Linked DNA regions of Homo sapiens: region 2 is linked to region 1. The links are chromatin loops, found by intact Hi-C in ENCODE. Cell type or tissue: HCT116. All regions are shown on one strand. Each heading gives the region's core, and the rest is flanking DNA. Links, peaks and the distances in the headings are about the cores only.

Evidence for each region. Hi-C counts contacts between places; a loop is a spot of excess contacts. Peaks named below come from ENCODE experiments on the same cell type or tissue, not always from the same donor. Only the 100,000 strongest peaks of a DNase experiment are listed, where the experiment ranks them.
Region 2: it touches region 1 in a loop (15-fold over the local background); 10 of 110 quality-filtered maps call a loop at or near these places.

The regions. Positions count from the first base shown.
Region 1 is chr1:231,204,989-231,215,583 of GRCh38, forward strand. TRIM67 (tripartite motif containing 67) reads left to right here. Exons shown (of 10, transcript NM_001004342.5): 7 at 1,664-1,802; 8 at 3,959-4,262; 9 at 8,827-8,989; 10 at 10,387-10,595. The coding sequence ends at 10,452. Among named protein-coding and RNA genes, the nearest start is that of TRIM67-AS1, 23 kb to the left of the region's middle. RefSeq lists enhancers at 6,348-6,757, 6,878-6,937, 9,973-10,474, 10,388-10,497. In HCT116, for the core only: a CTCF peak has its summit at 6,517 (motif pointing left); a DNase peak (open chromatin) is centred at 6,573; H3K4me3 peaks cover 920 bases; H3K27ac peaks cover 296 bases.
Region 2 is chr1:231,010,822-231,021,416 of GRCh38, forward strand. It overlaps FAM89A (family with sequence similarity 89 member A), which reads right to left. Exons shown (of 2, transcript NM_198552.3): 2 at 8,137-9,305. The coding sequence ends at 9,042. It overlaps MIR1182 (microRNA 1182), which reads right to left and starts at 9,103; the gene lies at 9,007-9,103. It also overlaps the pseudogene LOC644006. In HCT116, for the core only: a CTCF peak has its summit at 4,859 (motif pointing right); no DNase peak of the experiment used is centred there.

The sequences.
Region 1 (10,595 bases), core at 2,006-10,005:
CGGGTCACTGAGTGCAGACCCCAGTCACTCCTGTTGTGCAAATCAGCCAAGAACTGAAAGAGCTCGTCCACCCGAAACCAAGAGGAGAGCCAGTATTTTTGAAATGGGAAGAAAGAAAAGGCTGTTGGGAAATATTAAAAGAAGCAGCCACAGAGCTTAAAAATGGTCCCTCCTCTTTGAGACATGGCCACTAACAAAAGCTAGACCTAAGGGCTAGGGTTTATAAGGAAGAGGGTCTTACAGTAGGAAAAGTGTGGATGTTGCATGCAGACAGACCTGGATTTGAGCTGTGGCTCCTATATGGATTAGCTGTGATCTTAGACCACATTATTTAATTAGCAGAAAATAATGACATGGGAGAGGCAAAAGGCTATGCATTTGGGGGGTTGAATAGGACAAAGGTAACTTTGAAGCTAATGGAGAACAAGATCAATCTTTAGAAAAGTATCTTTGGGGGCCAGGCACGGTGGCTCACACCCGTAATCCCAGCACTTTGGGAGGCCAAGGCGGATGGATCACTTGAGGTCAGGAGTTTGAGACCAGCCTGGTCAACATGGTGAAACCCCATCTCTACTTAAAATACAAAAATTACCCGGGCATGGTGGCGGATGCCTGTTGTCCCAGCTACTCTGGAGGCTGAGGCACAAGGATCACTTGAACTTGGAAGGCAAAGATTGTAGTAAGTCAAGATTACACCACTGCACTCCAGCCTGGGTGACAGAGTAAGACTCTGTCTCAAAAAAAAAAAAAAAAGGAAAGAAAGAAAAGTATCTTTGAGGCCAGATGCAGAAATGTCTCACCCTTTGGAAAGACCAGAAAACAGCAGCTCCAGGAGGGCTAAGGAGTGGAAGATGCCAGCCTCAGGTGTGGGAGGAGACAAAGAAGTGGATGTGCCCGTGGCTCAATAGTCTTGTTGACCAGGTAGACCTTGGCAGAGTCAGGATGTTCCTGGTCAGTATCCTGGCTGGCTGCAGACCCAGGAAGCTTGCCTCACCAGGACCCCATCACGCCTCGCCGCCTCGCAGGCAGAGGGGCCGGGCAGCCAGTAGTAAGGCATTCATGCCCAAGTTGGTCAAGTTCTGTGAGCCAGCCATGACTGAATGTAATTTCCCTTTTTAATAACTTCTATTTGGTAAGAATTTTTTTTTTAATTTTTTGGCTGGGCATGGTTGCTCACACCTGTAATCCCAGCACTTTGGGAGGCCAAGGCAGGAGGATCACCTGAGGTCAAGAGTTCGAGACCAGTCTGGCCAACAAATAGGGAAACCCCATCTCTACTAAAATATATATATATATATATAAATTAGCTGGGCATGGTGGTGCATGCTTGTAGTTCCAGCTACTTGGGAGGCTGACGCAGGAGAATCACTTGAACTCGGGAGGCGGAGGTTTTGGTAAGCCGAGATCACGCCACTCCACTCCAGCCTGGCAACAGAGCAAGACTCTGTCCCTCAAAAAAATAAAAACAAAAATTGTTTAGAAATGGGGCCCTGCAATGTTGTCCAGGCTGGACTCAAGCGATGCTCCCACCTCAGCTTCCTGAGTAGCTGGGACTACACCTGGCAACAGCACTTTTAATGTCAATGTGTTTCCAGAAGCCATTTGCTAAGAGGAGCTTTCCAAATGCTAGAGGAGCCTGGTGAGCAGCATTGCTCTCTTTCAGGAAGTGTACGTCGGTAAGGAGACTTTGTGTACCATCGACGGTCTTCACTTCAACAGCACCTACAACGCCCGAGTCAAAGCTTTCAACTCTTCTGGTGTCGGGCCTTACAGTAAAACTGTCGTCCTGCAGACATCCGATGGTGAGCATCGGGATCTCTTAGTGGGAAGAACAGATTCATCATTTTATCCAGTGACAACCAGACAGCCACTTGTGGCAGCTATGATGATGGGGTAGGGGTGGGGGGTGGTGCTGGGCACGGCTGGGTTCTCCAAGGGCGTGCCCTTCTGGGACCACAGGCGGGCTCCCAAAGGACAAAGATTGACTCCTAGGGCCAACCCACATTTCATCCCGTGGACCAGGGGAAAGGATGAGCTGCTGAAGATGGGGGAGGGAGGAAGTGCAGGGCCGGAGGGGCCGGTTGAGGTGCATACGCCTCACCCTGCTCTGCACACACAGCTCTTTGCTGCACCCACATGGCCTACAAGCCACGAAAGAAACATTCATTTACCCCATTGTGCTGGACTAAATGTGAAGTAGCTAAGGGAGGCTAAACTTCTCCCACTTCTCAAGGGCTGAGGAGTGAGTAGGACAGTCCCAGACAAGAAAACTCCACGATAGATGCAGTGGGCCCACACCAGTCCCTACATTTGAGCCTTTCTCACAGCGGAAAAGTGCCCTTTAATCCCCAGCATCAGAGCTCACATCCAGTGATTTATACACCTACCTGCAGCCTTTTAGGTCTTGGGCAACAACAGCATGTTGATATTAATTCAGTGGAATTTTGATCATCTGAGTTCTTAGCAGAGAGCAATGAGAGAAATAGGAATCACATTCCAAAGAGAGTTCTGCTCCCCCAGGTGTGGCCCAGCCCAGGCTGCAGAGGCAGTTTCCAGCTCCCCACTGCCTCCAAGAAGAGGGCAAATCGTGCATTCATTGTTATCATTTAGTCCACACATCCTCTGACTGCCACAGCTGGATGGTCTCCTAGAGGCAGGGAGGAGTAGGAGCATGAGCAGATGCTGGTGTCAAAAGGCCCAGCCAGGGACACTTTTCTGAAAATGATGCCACCTGCAGAGTCACTTTGTACACCCCTAGAGGAGAGCTCGCTAGCTTCTGCCTCTAGACTCTCCTGCCTGCCCAGAGATGAGCGGTCCTTGCCCTGTGCATTGTGGTCATGACTTTAGAGTAAGGGACTCACTTCTATCAACCTGGGGGGTTGGGGAGCAAAAGGGGGCACCACCTGATGGGCTGCAAAATGGAGAATTGAGCTTTGTGATTTTGGCCACATCACTTCACCTCTCTGTGTCTCAAATCTCCCACCCATGAGGTGGCTCATCAATATCGATTTCCTCCTGTACTTTTTTTTTTTTTTTTTTGAGATGAAGTCCCACTCTGTTGCCCAGGCTGGAGTGCAATGGCACAATCTTGGCTCACTGCAACCTCTGCCAACCTGTTCAAGTGATTGTCCTGCCTCAGCCTCCCAAGCAGCTGGGACTATAGGCGCCCACCACCATGTCCAGCGAATTTTTTTTTTTTTTTTGAGACAGAGTCTTGATCTGTCGCCCAAGCTGGAGTGTAGTGGCGTGATCATGGCTCACTGCAAGCTCTGTCTCCCAGGTTCACACCTTTCTCCTGCCTCAGCCTCCCGAGTGGCTGGGACTACAGGCACCTGCCACCACGCCCGGCTAATTTTTTTGTATTTTTAGTAGAGACAGGGTTTCACTGTGTTAGCCAGGATGGTCTTGATCTCCTGACCTCGTGATCCTCCCGCCTCGGCCTCCCAAAGTGCTGGGATTACAGGTGTGAACCACCATGCCCGGCCACGAATTTTTGTATTTTTAGTAGAGACGGAGTTTAACCATGCTGGCCAGGCTGGTCTCAAACCGCTGACCTGAGGTGATCCACCCACCTCGGCTTCCCAAAGTGCTGGGATTACAGGCGTGGACCACTGCTCCCAGGCTATTTCCTCCTGTATTTCTAACTGTGAGCATTTGGAAGGGTTTTAGAAACCAAGACCAGAAAATGCATCTAGATTTGAGGTTTTGAGGCCTGAAAATCCTTGGCAAGGCCAGGCTCGTAGGGCTGGCAACTTGGATGAACACAGAGCAGGGAGTGTGTGCATGTGTGTACGTTTGTGTGTGTGTGCACGTGTGTGGTAATCATACAGGAAAGACCCTTCACTTCTGGGTGCCGACTTTCTAACAGAAGCGAATGTGTTTGTGTCTCTGAGCCGGTTAGAAACTACTAGCAAATTCCATCCCCTGACCCTGCTCCTCTCACCTCCTCCCTTTTTAGTGGCCTGGTTCACATTTGACCCCAACTCTGGGCATCGGGACATCATTTTATCCAATGACAACCAGACAGCCACCTGCAGCAGCTATGACGACCGGGTGGTGCTGGGCACAGCTGCGTTCTCCAAGGGCGTGCACTACTGGGAGCTGCACGTGGACCGGTACGACAACCACCCAGACCCCGCCTTCGGGGTGGCCAGGGCCAGCGTGGTCAAGGACATGATGCTGGGCAAGGATGACAAGGCCTGGGCCATGTATGTGGACAACAACCGCAGCTGGTTCATGCACTGCAACTCCCACACCAACAGGTGCGATTGGGCCCCATCCTGCCTCCCGTGGACACAGGTTGTTTGGGAATGAGGGTCCTGAAGACCAGTGTCCCTTCTGCTGTCCCCAAAGCCAGGAGGAATTGAGAGGAGGTATTTTCAGCCACTTTGGTCTCCATTTTCTAGGAGGCCTTCACTCTGCCCATATAGAACTGGCCTGCAGCCCAGATGAGGGTATGTTATGGTGACTCTCACAGCACCCGCACAGATGGGTCTCCCAAGTTACCCAGCGGGCCACACGGTGGTCCTCTGCTGGGATATGGAGCTCGTAGTTTTCTTTCTGGTACGGCTTCACTTTCCTTTTCAACTGTCAACCCAAGCTTGGGTTGCTGCAGGGTGTTAATGGGCACCACTGGGGCTGGTGTCCTCACAGCTGTGACCAGGTCATTGCCACTAACTTGCCTGCAGTGATCCTGGCCACTGCCCTGGTCTCATGTGGGCTTGAGCCTCGGCAGGGCCGGGCCCTTGACAGGGCAGTAGCAGAGGGCATGGCTGGGGTGCTCACTACTAACGAGCCTGCCAAGGGTGCCCACAGCTGTGGCTTTGCCCTGAGACTGGCCCTGGGAGTAGGGTCACCAGCATGGACACAGGAGACTCAGGTCCTGGCCTGTGAAACTACTGGGACCTCTGTTAGGAGGGCAGATGGGGATGGGTCCTCCAGGGCTGCCCCTGAGGCCTGGGCTTCTCTAGGGTGCCTTGGTCTCTCTCCTCAGACACAAAGAAGGCAGTGCCCCCCCAACACCCCTGCACCATAGCTCTGTACTCTTTCTCCTCTCCCAGGGATTTTGTGCTCACACCTGGCCAGCATGTGGGGATGGACGTGGGGGTGAAGAATCCCCAAGGCCAGAAATGGAGAGTTGCAAGTTGCAGCCACCTGAAGCCACCTCCTTGCTATGGAGCCTTGCTCCTGGTCTGCTAAGGGCCATCTCCCCAGCAGGAAGGGGTGAGGAACTTCAAGAGCTGACCTTGACTTCGCTGGGCCCCAGCCCCAGGCAAAATTGACCCGGAGGCTCTCAGTGCTCTGGGCCCACCTGCAGCTCCTATAACAGCCCCTGGGGCACCTTCCCGCAGAGGAAGGACCAGCTTCTTCTTTCTCAGGGAAGCCACGTCTAATCTGGGCCAGGGACTTGCCTGAGGGCCCTCAGGACCCCATCTGCTTGCCTCTTTGCTTGTAGGCAGGGCCCCTTCTCTCCTGAGTCCTGGGGAAGAGGCGGGCAGCTCTGTGCCTCTGCCCGGACACTGCAGGCTGGCCACTCTCCCTCCCACCCACAGAGGGGCCAAGTCCAGGCCCATCAGCTCCGTCTCTGCTTGCTTAAACCAAACTGGCACCCAGATACCCTGTTTGCTGGCAGGAGTGATAACAAGAAGCATTTATCAAACCCTTACTTGTGCTCAATGCTGTAGGAAGCACTCGATGTATCTGAGCTCATTTAATCCTTGCAAAGGTACTATTATTGTTGCCATTTTACAGATTATAAAACTGGGGCTTAGGCTGGAATGGTGGCTTGCACCTGCAATCCCAGCACTTAAGGAGGCCGAGGCAGAAGGATTGCTTGAGCCCAGGTGTTTGAGACCAGCCTGGGCAACTTAGTGAGACCCTGTCTCTGTAAATAATAGTAATTTTAAAAATTAGCCAGGCATGGTGCTGTGTACCTGTAGTTTCAGCTACTTGGGAGGCCGAGGCAGGAGGATCGCTTGTGCCCAGGAGTTCAAGACCAGCCTGGGCAATATAGTGAGACCCTCCTCTCTACCAAAAAAAAAAAATATATATATATATATATATTTTGTTTGTTTGTTTAATATATATATTAAAAAGCCTGGGCTTAGGAAGGTCAGACAACGGCTCGGGTCACGCGGCTAGTTGATACTGTCAGGGTTGAGCCCAGGACCCCAGCCTTGGTTTGTGTGGTGCAGACTCCCCAGCTCTCCTGGCCATTGGCCACCACACCCCTCCCAAGGGCTGCGGAGCACTTCTTGGGCCTTTGCTGTCTTTGACAGCCCCTTGGTGCCACCTCAGTAAGAAAAGCAGAAGGGAAGTGAGGCCATGAGAAGGTAGAGAGAACCTGCCCCTGTCTGCATGTCCTCCCACCCTCGGATGTGGATCGGGTAGGGTAAGCGCTATCTGGGAGGAAGCCGAGGCAGCCGGGAAGTTGGACCCCAGAGCTGACTGGGGGCCTGAGGCTTTGCTTAGGTTGGACTCATTCCTGCACCTCCCATGGGTCACTACCGCCACCCGGTGGTCGGTGTCCAAATAGCATCAACAGTGCGGTTTTAGTTTCCTTCTCCCACCTGCCGGATCCCGCCCCGGGCACCCTCGGGGGAAACCCTGCCTTCTCCGGAAACACCTGTCTGGGCCGCCCACCAAGTCCTCCTCGGGACTTCCTGTCGTGAATCCTCGCTGCTCACCTTCCCTCTGCCCTACCAGCAGCGTCCAGCAGATCAACTCATTATCAATCTGGAAGGACAAACATGGTTTTCTTAGCAGAGTGGCGCTGCTAAGGTTAAGGCTAAGACCTCAGCCCTGAGCGGGCGCGGTGGCTCAAGCCTGTGGTCTCAGCTACTCAGGAGGCTGAGGCAGGAGGATCCCTTGAGCCCAGGAGTCCAAGACCAGCATGGGCAACATAGTGAGGCCCTCGTCTCTATAAAATAATTTAAAAATTAGCCGGGCATGGTGTGTGCCTGTAGTCCTGTTGTACCTAGGCGAGTTAAGGAAACGCTACACTTTGAGACGAATTAAGAGTCCTTTATTAAGCCGGTGGCCAAAGAGACAGCTAATGCTCAAAATTCTCTCGGCCACGAGTAACGAGCTCGATTAACTTTTATACTTAGGTTTAGGAAGGGGAGGGGGACTCAAATGTAATAATTCTACAGAAGTAAAAACATGCAAGAATCAAAAGAAGCAAAATAGTTACAGAGAGATAAACAACTTGAAAGACAAATAGTTACAAGAAGAGCAACGGTACCAGGTGCAAGGTTCTAAATCTTTCATTATAATTAGATATAAGGTCTATGCCGGACACGAACTCAAGGTTTTATGTTGTTATCTCTTAGAGAAAAATCCTAAGAACTTCATACATTGTTGGTGTTAGTACCTTATCAGTTAATTGGGCTCTTTTGAAATGCTGAGGATCTGTTTACCCAGGCCAACTCCTTACGGAAGGGGGTTAGGTGAGGAGCCTTTAGTGTCTTGTAAATTAAAAGGTCAATTGGAGTTTGTCCAGCCTTCCCAGCTAGAGAGAGTCTTATTTACATGAGAAGCAAGGCTAGGTGATTAAAGAGACAAGCAGGACAAAATTCAAAGTAACAAGTTAGAGTAAAAAGGTTAGGCGTTTCAGTCCCAGCTATTCGGGAGGCTGAGGTGGGAGGATCCGTTGAGCCCAGGGGTTCCAGGCAACGGTGAGCCATGATTGCACCACTGCCTGGGCCACAGGGAGAAACAGCCACTCTAAAACAAAAAACCACCTCAAGGAAGGGAAGGAGAGTCTGCAGGATTCGGCCCATGGGAGAAGATGTGGTCAGCCAAGCCCCCCCTTGGGAGCATGTTCCTTACTTTTATTATAGATTCACTTCCACCGAGTGGATGTGAATTCTTACCACCTACAAAGTACGACGTTGCCAACACTGATCAAGAGCACAATGGACATTCTCAACGTTCCGCTATTGGTCACCTGAGGGATAATGACTGCGACAGAGGACTTGATTTCAACTTCAGCACCCTTCTGCCTGCCATACGCTGCTTTTTGAGGGACCCTAGGATGTTTCTGGGAAGATGAGCCAATGTTGAGTAGGGGCCTTTCAAAATTTCCTGAAGGCCTGGATGTCCACATCTTCATCGACCTCAGCATCCTCACTTGCCTAAAACAGAAAAGGGCGCCAAGTCAGTTATTTTCTTTGGCAGGAAAAGGTGCCTTTCTTACCCATTCTCCATGCTCCACAGTTTCAAATGGGACCTTCTCATCAAAACCCGAATTTTCTAGTGCGCAGATCCCAGATGCTGTCAGAAAGAGGGGGTTGAACAGCCTGGAGGTGTTCCTCTAGGGGAGTCTTCATCATGGCCTGTTAACAAGGTGTGTCCACTGTGAGAGAAGGCTCATGTGCCCAGGAGAGCACCTCACCACCACCTTGGGGACTATGTTTAAGTGAGGTTGTTCCCAGCATCCTATATATAATTTTCTTGGCCGGGTACAGTGGCTCATGCCTTTAATCCCAGCACTTTGGAAGTCCAAAATGGGAAGATCGCTTGAGCCTAGGAGTTCAAGACCAGCCTGGGTAACATAGTGAGACTCCTATCTCTACAAAAAACACAAACAAAATTAGCTGGGTCTCATGTCATGCGCCTGTAGTCCCAGCTACTCGGGAGGCTGAGGTGGGAGGATCTCCTGAGCCTGGGAGGGCGAGGCTGTTGTGCACCGAGATGGCGTCACTGCACTCCAGCCTGGGTGACAGAGTGAGACCGTGTCTCTAAATAAGTAAATAATTCTCCTGAGTTATCACCTACATCCCAGGCTGGGTGTGGTGATGGTCTTCCTGGGGACTCTCTTCCCAGGACGGAAGGTGGCGTGTGCAAGGGGGCCACCGTGGGCGTGCTGCTGGACCTGAATAAGCACACTCTCACCTTCTTCATCAACGGGCAGCAGCAGGGCCCCACAGCCTTCAGCCACGTGGACGGGGTCTTCATGCCAGCCCTCAGCCTCAACCGCAACGTGCAGGTACACACCTCCCCAGGGCCGGACCTGGTCTGGCTGCTCCCAACTGTTTGCCACAGGTCTCTGCAGTGCCCTTGGGCAGAGTGGGCCATAAAGAAGCTGACCACAGAGCCTTCCCAGACAGAGCTTATCAACTGGCCTGCCTTGGACATTTCCTGGAGGCGTTCCGTTCTAACCTGTTCACTTGGGACACCCAGGGGCCCTAAGGTGGCAGCTTCTGGAGACGCAGACCTCAGGACTGAGCTCAGTCCCTGGGGAGTGCTGGTAGCTCAGGAGGCCTGAAACAGAGAGAGACAAGAATGAGAGCCCAGGAGGGTGTGAGGAAGGGAGAAACACGGAGGTGCCATCCTTCGTCTTAGTAGAGTCCTCCTCCCCTTGGGATGGGGAGTTGGAGTGTGGGGAGCAAGGTCCTGTTTTGTGGCCCTGAATATTGAGGAGTCTACATCAATCACTGATTGATCGATTCGATCCTCTACTCATTTGCAAAAGGGATTTGTGGCAACCTAAAAGATAGGCTTATGGCCGGGCGCGGTGGCTTACGCCTGTAATCCCAGCACTTTGGGAGGCCAAGGCAGGCGGATCACGAGGTCAGGAGATCGAGACCATCCTGGCTAACACGGTGAAACCCTGTCTCTACTAAAAATACAAAAAAAAAATAGCTGGGCATGGTAGCGGGTGCCTGTAGTCCCAGCTACTCAGGAGGCTGAGGTAGGAGAATGGCATGAACCCGGGAGGCGGAGCTTCCAGTGAGCCGAGATCGCACCACTGCACTCCAGCCTGGGTGATAGAGCGAGACTTCATCTCAAAAAAAAAAAAAAAAAAAAAAAAGATAGGCTTAGGCTTGGCCTGACATGGTGGCTCACGCCTGTAACTCCAGTACTTTGGGAGGCCATGGCAGGAGAATCGCTTGAGCCCAGAAGTTTGAGACCAGCCTGGGGAATGAACAAGACACCATCTCTACCAATGAACAGATAAGCTTTTTTTAATCCAAAAAATAAGAGGTTGGCTATAATTCCTCACAGTTAATAGAATGGGTTTAATAGGAAAGGAAAGAAGGTCATGGCTAGAAAGTAGACACAAATATGTAACCACGGGAGCCAGTGCGTGAGAGCCGTGCTCCTGTGATGGCGTCTACTTTGCCCAGCTGTGGCAGCTCTGGCAAAATGAGGAACCAGTCAGCTGGGTGATTCTTATTATGAGGAAAGAGGTGCAAACCAACATAGCCTTTAATTAGGAATACTGGGGGACGTAATATTCAACAGTCCACAGCAGCCCTGAGCTATTGCATGGATGGCCCTGGAGCCAGCAGGGGATCCTGCCGGTGTCTGCGGTGCTGTCAGAGCCCTCAGGGTCCCTGCGGCAGCCTCTCCCACCCTCACTTGCCCTGTCTTCTTTTCCAGGTCACCCTGCACACAGGATTGGAAGTGCCGACTAACCTGGGGCGGCCAAAGCTGTCAGGCAATTAGCCCCGCTCCAGCTCGGCACTGTGCCTGTGACAGTGACATTCACAGGCAAAACGCCCACCATTCTCACTAAGCTCAAATAACCCACAAAAGCAGGATATGCAAATCATGGGTGCAACCTGGCAGCGTGGAGTGTCATAGAAACA
Region 2 (10,595 bases), core at 883-8,882, 200 kb before region 1:
CAATTTAACAAATATTTATATATACTATCTACTTTGTGCCAGGCACCATTTTAAGGGCTTTAAAAGTATCAGCTTGTTTAATCCCCACAGTATCCCTAGAAGATGCTTGTCAGCTAGAAGAACCCATCAGGAAGTTTTCTGAGAGTATTGGAGGAGTTTGAATAATGTGCTGGGTCTGTAGATTGAGTAATGTTGGCGTACAGTGAGTGATGATGGTGTAGACTGAGTGATAATTGTGCAGATTGAGTGATGATGGCATAGGCTGAGTGACGATGGTGCACATTGAGTGATGATTGTGTAGAATGAGTGATGATGGCATACATTCAGTGATGATAGCACAGATTGAGTGATGATATTGCAGACTGAGTGATGATTGTGTAGACTGAGTGATGATGGTGTACAATGAGTGAGTGATGATGGTGTAGACTGAGTGATGATTGCATAGACTGAGTGATGCTTGTGCAGATTGAAAAATGATGATGTAGATTGAGTGACGATGGTGCAGACTGAGTGATGATGGTACAGACTGAGTGATGATGGTGTAGACTGAGTGATGATGATGCAGACTGATGATGATTGTGTAGACTGAGTGATGACAGTGCAGACTGAGTGATGATTGTGTAGACTGAGTGATGATGGTGTAGACTGAGTGAAGATTGTGTAGGCTGAGTGATGATAGCGCAGATTGAAAGATGATGATGTAGATTGAGTGATGATGGTGTAGACTGAGTGATGATGTGTAGACTGAGTGATGATGATGCAGACTGAGTGAAGATTGTGTAGACTGAGTGATGAGTGCATAGACTGAGTGATGATTGTGTAGACTGAGTGATGATTGCATAGACTGAGTGACGATGATACAGACTGAGTGATGATGGTGTATAGACTGAGTGAAGATTGTGTAGACTGAGTGATGAGTGCATAGACTGAGTGATGATTGTGTAGACTGAGTGAGGATGGTGCAGATTGAAAGATGATGATGTAGATTGAGTGACTATGGTGCAAACTGAGTGAGGATGGCCATCATGGCAGATGAAGGACTGAGGGGAGAGAACATAGAGGTGCGCAGAAATCTGCATGAGATTCCTGCAGCTGCAGAAGCAAATGACCTCATGCTGGGTGGCTTAAAACAGCACATTCATTCTCACCAATTATGGAGTCAAGAAGTAAAAAATCAGTTTCACTGGGCCCAAATCAAGTTGTTGGTGGGGCCATACTCCCCACTGGAGGCTCTAGGGGAGAATTCATTCCTTACCTCTTCCAGCTTTCTGTGGCTGCTGCCATTGCTTGGCTTGTGGCCGCATCATTCTAATCTCTCTTCCATCTTCACATCATCTCGGTGTGAGTCAAATCTCTCTTTCTCTTTCTCTTTCTCTTTCTCTTTCTCTCTCTCCTTCTCTTGAGACAGGGTCTTGCTCTCTCACCCAGATTGGAGTGCAGTGGTGTGATCATGGCTTACTGCGGCAGCTTCGACCTCCCGGGTTCAAGTGACCCTCCCACCTCAGCCTCCTGAGTAGCTGGGACTACAAGCATGCACCCACCATGTCCAGCTAATCCTTTTTTTTTTAACAGAGATGGGGTTTCACCATGTTGCCCGGGCTGGTCTTGAACTCCTGGGCTCAAGCATCCTCCCCACTCGGCCTCTCAAAGTGCTCAGATTACTTTGGGTGTGTGAGCCACCACACCCAGCCTCCCTCTGCTTCTTTCTTATAAGGACATTTGTGATGGCATTTAGGACCCACCTGGATAATTCAGAATAATCTTCCTAAGTCAAGATCCTTAATAACCTCTGCAAAGACCCTTTTTTCAAGTAAGGTCACACTTACAAATCCCAGAGATCTTTGGGGGGGGCATTTTTCAGCCTCTCACAAAATCATCTGGCTAGTAGTATCCCTGCCAACCTACCCATCCACACACCCTCCCAAATTTGAGCAAGACTCTGCAAGGGAGCAGAACCCTTTATCTGCAGCTTCATCAAAGTTACAGAAAGGCAGATTTCAGGGCATTGCAGGAAGCTTTTTGAAAGGCACCTCAAAATGCAGTGAGCCACCTGCCCTCAGAGCTATGGCCGGATGTCTGTGATGGAGATTCCCACACTGGTCAAGAGGTGGATTTGATACAATGCTAAAGATTCCCTTGCAACATTTAAAGAAAGCCACTCTAATGCTTCCCTGTTTTCCAGAAGTCACCTTACTTGGACACCTTTGACAGAGAAACCAAGCAAACACCTGCTCTAGAGCTGAGCATTTACCATCTATCTATGGTCCTTAATTTGCATTCAAGGTCAGTACCTGACTCATTTACATTCTGCAAACAAATATGACTACTTGTCCTTCTCACAGCCAGCGCTGCTTGTGCTGATTTTATACGTGGTTTCATCTTATCTGTCCTGCCCTTGTATTCCCTTTGTCCTAATTCTAAACCCACAGTTCTTAAAATTGCATTTGGTGTTATATGAATTTTATAAAGCATCCTGGAATAATTTTAGGAACAAAGGGTACGTAAATAATATCAATCAATTTAATAAATGTATGATAAAACATAGCTCTGGTCTAGAACATGTCTCCTACCCTATGGGGCATTTTTGGACTCTTTCTCCAGCACCAAGTGGAGACAAGTTCAACTTCCAGGTCTTATGTTGGAGCTCCTTCCAATTTGAGCTTTCTGCACATGAAAATGAGTTGGTAAGGGTGGCTGAGCCTGTACAGGTTTCTGACCAATGAGACAGTCATTCAGGGTGTGTCTGATAGAAGCTTGTCAAGAGAAGTCACTTGATGATGGTGTATGACTGGAGGGGTATTGAGCTGAACCTGCCTTTCCTCATGTTTCTGCCAGAAAAGGCAAACAGAGCAAGAACTTTGGGGATCAGTCCCAAAAAGGACCAGTACCCAGTTGAGAGGTTGCTGGTCATGACATGCTTGTAATCACAGTTAACTGTGAGTTGAGCCTGGTTAGTGAGCACCCACCCTCATTCTCCAGACCTCTCCATCTAGATTCCTGAAGCACGTATGCACAGGGACACACCAAACAAACAGGTAGGATTGCTAGCTTGCCCTGCAACCTCAGATCCCTGGGGCCTTCCTACCATTGTGCTGGACTTAGGAATTTCTAACGAGCTTTCTTTCCACTTTAACACAATGTTCCATATACCATCTTTAAAAAAAAAAAAAATTATTTAGGCTGGGCGCAGTGGCTCACGCCTGTAATTCCAGCACTTTGGGGGCCAAGGCGGGTGGATCACTTCAGGTCAGGAGTTCAAGACCAAACTGGACAACAGGGTGAAACCCCATCTCTACTAAAAATACAAAAAAACTTAGCCGGTCCTGGTGACACGTGCCTGTAATCCCAGCTACTCAGGAGGCTGATGCAGGAGGATCGCATGAACCCGGGAGGCGGAGGTTGCAGTGAGCCAAGATCGCGCTGCTGCACTCCAGCCTGGGTGGCAGAGCAAGATTCCGTCTTAAAAAAAAAATTTATGTATTTGTTTTTTGAGTCAGCATCTTGCTCTGTCGCCCACGTTGGAGTGCAGTGGCACAATGTCGGCTCACTGCCACCTCCACCTTCCGGGGCTCAAGAGAACCTCCCACCGCAGCCCCCTGAGTACTTGGGACTACAGGCATGCACCACCATCCCTGGCTAATTTTTGTGTATTTTGTAGAGAAGGGGTTTTACCACGTTGCCCAGGCTTAGATACCATCTTAAATGGTCTCCTCTTTCACCCTTTCTCCCTGAGCCCCACTCTGACATCTCATCATCCTAAGGGCAAGAAAAGAAATAAAATGAAAGATAAGGTGCTCTTTTTCCTTAACTAGAACAAAACTGATCAAAGTTGTTGAGTCCTAATTTCCCATCTCTTAGGCTGTGCCCTGGAGGAACTGGGGAGAGCTCTCTGGCTGTATGGTGACTGTTCCTTTTACCATGCCTATTTATAATGCAAGCGCCCCTCCCACCAAAATCTACTTTCCTGATATAATGGTTTCTGGGGCTCCATTCCTCACTAAGCTTATTAGAGCTTCTCTATCTTGGAGATAGAATGGGAAACATTAAGATGGGGCCATTGAGCTTCTCCCTGAAATTGAGGACACAAAATTTTCCAGTTAGCATTTACCACTGTCCTCTCCTTGACTTGGGCATCTGCATCCTAGGCTATAACATCTTCCTTAGTATTGCTTCATGCTTTTATTTTTGCTAAGATTGCTTTGCTGGCCTTGCTCAACATTTTTTGTTGTTGTTGTTGTTGTTGTTGTTTTGAGACGGAGTCTCGCTCTGTCGCCCAGGCTGGAGTGCAGTGGCGCTATCTCGGCTCACTGCAACTTCCACCTCCTGGGTTCAAGCGATTCTCCTGCCTCAGCCTCCCGAGTAGCTGGGACTGCAAGTGTCTGCCACCACACCCAGCTAATTTTTGTATTTTTAGTAGAGACGGGGTTTCACCATATTGGCCAGGCTGGTCTCGAACTCCTGACCTTGTGATCCCCCCGCCTCGGCCTCCCAAAGTGCTGGGATTACAGGTGCGAGCCACCGCACCCGACCTTTGCTCAACATTCTATAGATGCCGAGCTTGTTTGTTTAAGTTCTCCAGGGGATCAGTCAGGAGAACTAGGTAGGAAGCTGGGCTTTAGGAACTTGTCTTTACTTTACCAGTGGCCAGAGAAGTTGGGAGGGCTGAGGTACGGTGGAAAAGTAATGCATTCCTATCACAATTGGCTAGAACAGAGGGATCAGCCAGGCTGTTTGGTGAAGCTGTTTCCAAGGCCCATACTAGGTGGCGGGAAGGCCCACACTCCTGTAGCTTTTTCACTCTCATGAAACCGTCATCCAGCAGGGGTCAGCTGTTCATCAGGTGCAACTTCCAGATGTTATCTTCCAGAGGTTATCATAACCTCTATTACCTCCCAATAGAATAAATCTCTCTGAGCTGAAAATATACTCAATCATGAAGACAAGAAGACCGTACATGCTTGGAGGTTTAGATTTTTGAAGTTTTCTTTGGGCAGAAAGATGACATGAAATGGCCAACTCACCTACGGCGAAGTGACTTAAGATGCTGTAGAGCCTTCCCATCATCTACACACTTGGCATATATTCCTAACAACAGGATCTGAAAGAAACTAGGCCTGTCCACATGGAAGTCAGACCAAGATTTGATTTTTTTTAAATTACACAATAAATCATTAAATAGTAAAGCACTGTCACATAAGATTAAAGGGTTATACTCGACAATCTCTCTAGATTATATTGCAGCACTTGCCTGTGCCTTAAATGCAGACGGAGCACAAACTGCATCTGAGAAGGAACTCCAGCTCTGCCTGTATTTAGCCATGACCTTCAGCAAATCATTTAACCTGTGTTTTCATGATAGAAATGAAAATGTCCACTTGAACCCAGGAGGCAGAGGCTGCAGTGAGCCAAGATCGCGCCACTGCACTCCAGCCTGGTAACAGAGACTCTGTCTAAAAAAAAAAAAAAAAAAAAAAAAGGCAATGAAAATGTTTTATGAAATACAACACTAGACATAAAAGTCTGGGTGGGAGTTTGATTATGCCACTCTGTCAGGCTTCTCACTCTTCCTTGTAAAGAACTTATGCATCCTTCAAAGCTGACTCAGATGTTATTATGGTAATACTTAACCATATGGGTTGGGCTGTTTGTGTAACTGCCACATCTGCCCAAGGCTCTTCATGTTATTCTTGGTGCCTGGACCAATGTGACCCGGAGAAGTGCTAAATTAAATATTAGTTGAAAAAGTTATATCAGCCTAGGTTGGGACAAATGAAAGCGACAAGTCGATTAGTTGAATACGAATTCTACTAGGGACACAGAGGAACTGCACCTTATCTGTGGATTGCAAGGCTTGAATTATTAACAATTCTGGGTTCACTGCACATATGCTGTGGAAAGCTATCGACTCTGCTTTGACTACTATGTGCTTTGCCTTACAGAATAAATCATGGTTCTTTCAGCTTTCATCAGTTAATGCGGGATTGCCTTACCATCTCTCTGTTGGGCACTGAGTATAACCTCAAGAATAGCAGAGAAAGTCCCACTCTGAGGTGGCAATAATATGATTTATACCAGGTGGCAATAAAGGACACCTTTTATAAAGAAATTATATTACAAAACATTTTATAGTTTTGCAAATATTAAATTCCTTGCCAAGCTGTATTCACATTATACTTGGAGTAACAGTTTCGGGTTATTTACATGTTTTAAGTGGAGTACCAAGAAATGTGGTGGTTATTGTATACACGTGCATCTTCATCATAGGAACGAGGAATGTGCTGGCCCTTCCCAGCAGCAAGGGAGAGGCCCCTGGCCTGCCTCGACTCATTCCACTTCTAACTCTGACAGACTATCCAGCAATAGTGAGATGAAAGCCCCAAAACTCAAAAGCACAATGAATCACTGCAGTTCCAGAACAGCCTAGAGGCAGCAACCCAGGGAAGGGAGCCATTCTGAACCATGAGTTCCCCCAAGCCTGAACTTGTCCTTCGAGCTTCACTCCCTTGCTATTGTTGACCCATTCTGAAAGGACTGGGGTCTCCTAATCATGCCCTGGGGCCCACTCTTCCGCAGTGCTGAAGGAGATCCTGGTAGCCCTCTATGGAGAGGTGGTCTCCAAGTGCTAGGCACTGGGCCGACAGAAAGCTGCTTCCCAAGCTTTGTGAAAGGAATCATCAGAGGCATCTTAAGAGGCAGGGGCTGATTCAGCAAGGCTGGGGTGCTTTGAGATTGTCCATGTCTGATCTACGCACCACGCTTTGAACACTATGTAGCTGAAGGACTGTATCTCAACATTTCTACACATTAGAATCACCTGGGAGGCTTCCTCGATCCATAGAGGCGCCCACGCCTCACTCCTACTTAAATCCAGACTAGGCATGCAGGGTGCTGGAGCCCAGGCATCAGTATTTTTCTTTTTTTTCTTTTTTTTGAGATGGAGTCTCACTCTGTCACCAGGCTAGAGTGCGGTGGCACGATCTCGGCTCACTGCAACTTCTGCCTCCTGGGTTCAAGTGATTCTCCTGCCTCAGCCTCCCGAGTAGCTGGAACTACAGGCACGCACCACCATGTCTGGCTAATTTTTGTATTTTTAGTAGAGACGGGGTTTCACAATGTTGGCCAGGATGGTCTCAATCCCCTGACCTTGTGATGTGCCTGCCTTGACCTCCCAAAGTGCTGGAATTACAGGCGTGGGCCACCGCGCCCAGCCCTAGGCATCAGTATTTTTCTAAACATTCCCCAGGTGATTCTTAAAGTGGCCAGGTTCAAGAACAGCTGATCTAAAGGTTCAACTCACTGTAAGCATGGAACAGCCTCAAAGGAACTTCCTGCAAGTGATCCAGACTTAACTCTGTTGGTCTTAACTGCTTTTAATTTTCTTGTCCCCACTGACCAGTTATGTGCTGAAGGCAATTAATTGCCACCTCTCATTTTAACTCCTTTCAACAGAGGAAATAAGCAGGCGTATTCCTCCTTCTCTGTATCTCACCCCAGTTCCTGACCCAGGGTGTACTTGACAGGTTAACACTTGGCGATGCATGACATTGAGGTGCCTTCCTCTCCCTAACCTGAAGGACGCTCTAGTGAGCAATTATCACACCAAAAGAAAGATGAAGGAGTCTGCAGCATTCAAAGACAGAAGAGCAGCCAGGCATGGTGGCTCACACTTGTAATCCCAGCACTTTGGGAGGCCGAGGCGGGTGGATCACGAGGTCAGGAGTTCAAGACCAGCTAGGACAACACAGTGAAACCCCATCTCCATTAAAAATACAAAAATCAGCTGGGCGTGGTGGCAGGCGCCTGTAATCCCAGCTACTCGGAAGGCTGAGGTGGGAGAATTGCTTAAACCCAGAGAGGCAGAGGTTGCAGGGAGCCAAGATCGTGCCACTGCACTCCAGCCTAGGCAGCAGAGCTAGACTCCGTCTCAAAGAAAAAAAAGAGCACTGAGAACCAGCTGTAAATGGTGATCTACTCTTGCTAAAACGATTCCTTAAGCTCAACAGAGTCAATCTTGTTTCAAATGCATTTAGTGGCAGAAAAACAAACTAATTTTCTTTCATTATTTGACTGGACTCAATGCATTCAAGTCATGAAAGTTGATGATTCCAAATTCAGAATAAAATAACACATGACACAGATAGTTTAGCATTTTATCCTCATTTTTAACCTACAAAGTGTAATGTTCTCATAAAGTATTTTAATAAATATATTAAGGCTTAAGGTAATTACTGGTTTGAGTGGCGGGTGGTTTGCTTTCTAGCACACTAGTTTACATTCGGAATCTTAAAAATGAAAACATTTGCCATCTTACAGTGAGTGATACATCACATTGGCTTGCCCCAGTTTTTGTGTTCTTTTTTTTTTTTTCACTATTCAACATGTCTTCGTATTATCTTCCTTCCTCTCGTATCTGATAGACAAAGAATGATATAAAATTTTGGTTGAAAAAAGCCAGTTGATTGGGATGACTAGAAATGTTAACTTTTTCAGTAAAAAGCTTTCACCGAATCACTGGGCAGTTAGTAATGCAGCTTACAAATAAATAAAGCTGAGGCGAGAGGTTTAAACAGCAAGAAAAGCTGCAGAGCATATTGAGGAAGGGAAGCAGTGAAATGGTGGTTTTAATACATCCCAAACTGGAAGCAAGAACCCTAACACAAAGAGGATTGGAATACTCTACCATCTGTAAGGAAGTAGCTAGCTACAAGCCACCTCACACAAAACACCCACTAAGGCCTTTCACCGAGATCCTCTTGTTATATTCTCATTATGAATCCCCAGCAGGTGCACCTCAATAAATAGGTGTGGAGGATACTGCTGAGGACCTCTAGGTCACCTAAGCAGAAACTGCTGCCATCAAAGCAGACTGCCACCATGCATCCGCGGAGAACTCCCTGCCTACAAATGAAACTGGTAGCGCTCATCCCCTGTGCCCGAGGACCGTCCACAACGGAGGTGCTTTCTTGCAAGAGAAGCAGCAAATGATGACAGCGTGTCCAGTAGGAAGGGCTTCCCAACAGTCACATCCCTCCCAAGACCCTCTAGATGGACTCCAGAATCCAGTCGCTGCTGGAGAGGGAGGAGACAGGCAGTGACAAGTCCCGAGGAGGGCCTCGGTCCCTCCTGTCGTGCAGGGAGTTCTGCTCCTGGAAATATTCCTCCTCTTCATCGAAGAAGCCGTTCTCCAGAGCGTAAGTGCAGTCTGGGCTGGAGGCTGCCTGGCATGCCCCCTTGTACTCCTGAATCGACTCGTAGAGGCTGTACAGTTGGCAGAGCAAGGACATGTCCAGCTGGCGGAGACCAACCTTGAGGGAAGGGGTGGGGAGGTAAAAAACGAGAAGTCAGCACTTGAGTTTAATTTCAGTGGAACACTCAGCCGGCGATCTGCGCCTGCCAGCACATTCCTTCCACACGGCGCATGATTCAGAGCATCACTCGGATGCTTTGGATTTCCAGTTTTGAGAACACCTTAATTGTGTTATGCCCATACCTCAGACGTTACTCATTGAGTCCAGTGAGGATCGCATCTGTGGGGCAACCAGGGCAGCCTGCAGAATTTACCCTGGCGCTCCTGAGTGTGCCTGATGAAGCAACAGCACTGCATATTCTAGTGGCCCCACCTGCTTTCACTTTGGACGCCAAGAAACGAGTGTGTCACTTCCTCTCCCAATCAGACTCGGAGAAGACCCACATTGGCCTTCCCTGCTACTGCGTTAGGATCTGACTGATGCAGTCATTCTCAACTCCCAGGGGCAACAGAATGCCCTTTGCCAGTGACAGCAGCTGGCCAACGTGACATCCCCCTGGAGCACCCACCTCTGTGCAGTTCAGTGGTCAGAGGTTACACTGCCTCCCTCTCCTCCAGGCAGGGTCAGTCTTATCCCAGATGGTTCTGGGATCCCTCCCCAGAGTAACTGACTGAATATGAGGAAGCCCTGGAAGATGAAGGGCTCTACAGTTCCTCCTGAAAACTAGCCCCACAAAAACAAGCAGCAAAAGAACACAGAACATTTATAAAAGTCATATACTTGTTTATCTTCCAGTTCCTCCCTCCCCCACCACCCATCCCAGAGAAAAGAGCACGGTCACAGTCAGAACAGGAAATGCATCGTTTACACCAATACCAAAGAGAGAACAGTTAAGCCTCTTGGAAATGCAGCATAGACCAGCATCGGTGCCTCTTAACCTTTAAAGTGCATGAGAACCACCCGGGGATCTTGTTCAACAAGCAGACTCTGATTCAGTGGGTCTGGGGCCACTGGATGGCTGTGCTTCCACCAAGCCCCTATGGTGATTCCGTGCTATGCTGCTGTTCCACAGACCCTGCTCTGAATGGCAACGGGAAGAAACTCAAGAAGACACCAGGGGACCTGCCTTCGGCTTCTTGGCCCCTGAGCAAGGTATTTATCACCTTCATCTCCGTGCCTTGGTTGATGGCAAAATGGAACAATAATTTCTCTTATGGAGCTATTAGGGCAATTCAATATCAATCCACTCAATAAACAGGATTCTAATGCCTCCCGGGCTAAAGCACTAAAGATGCATGGGTACAGCTCTCCTGGGCGGCTGGAGAAGGAGCTTCTTCTCTGGAGTGC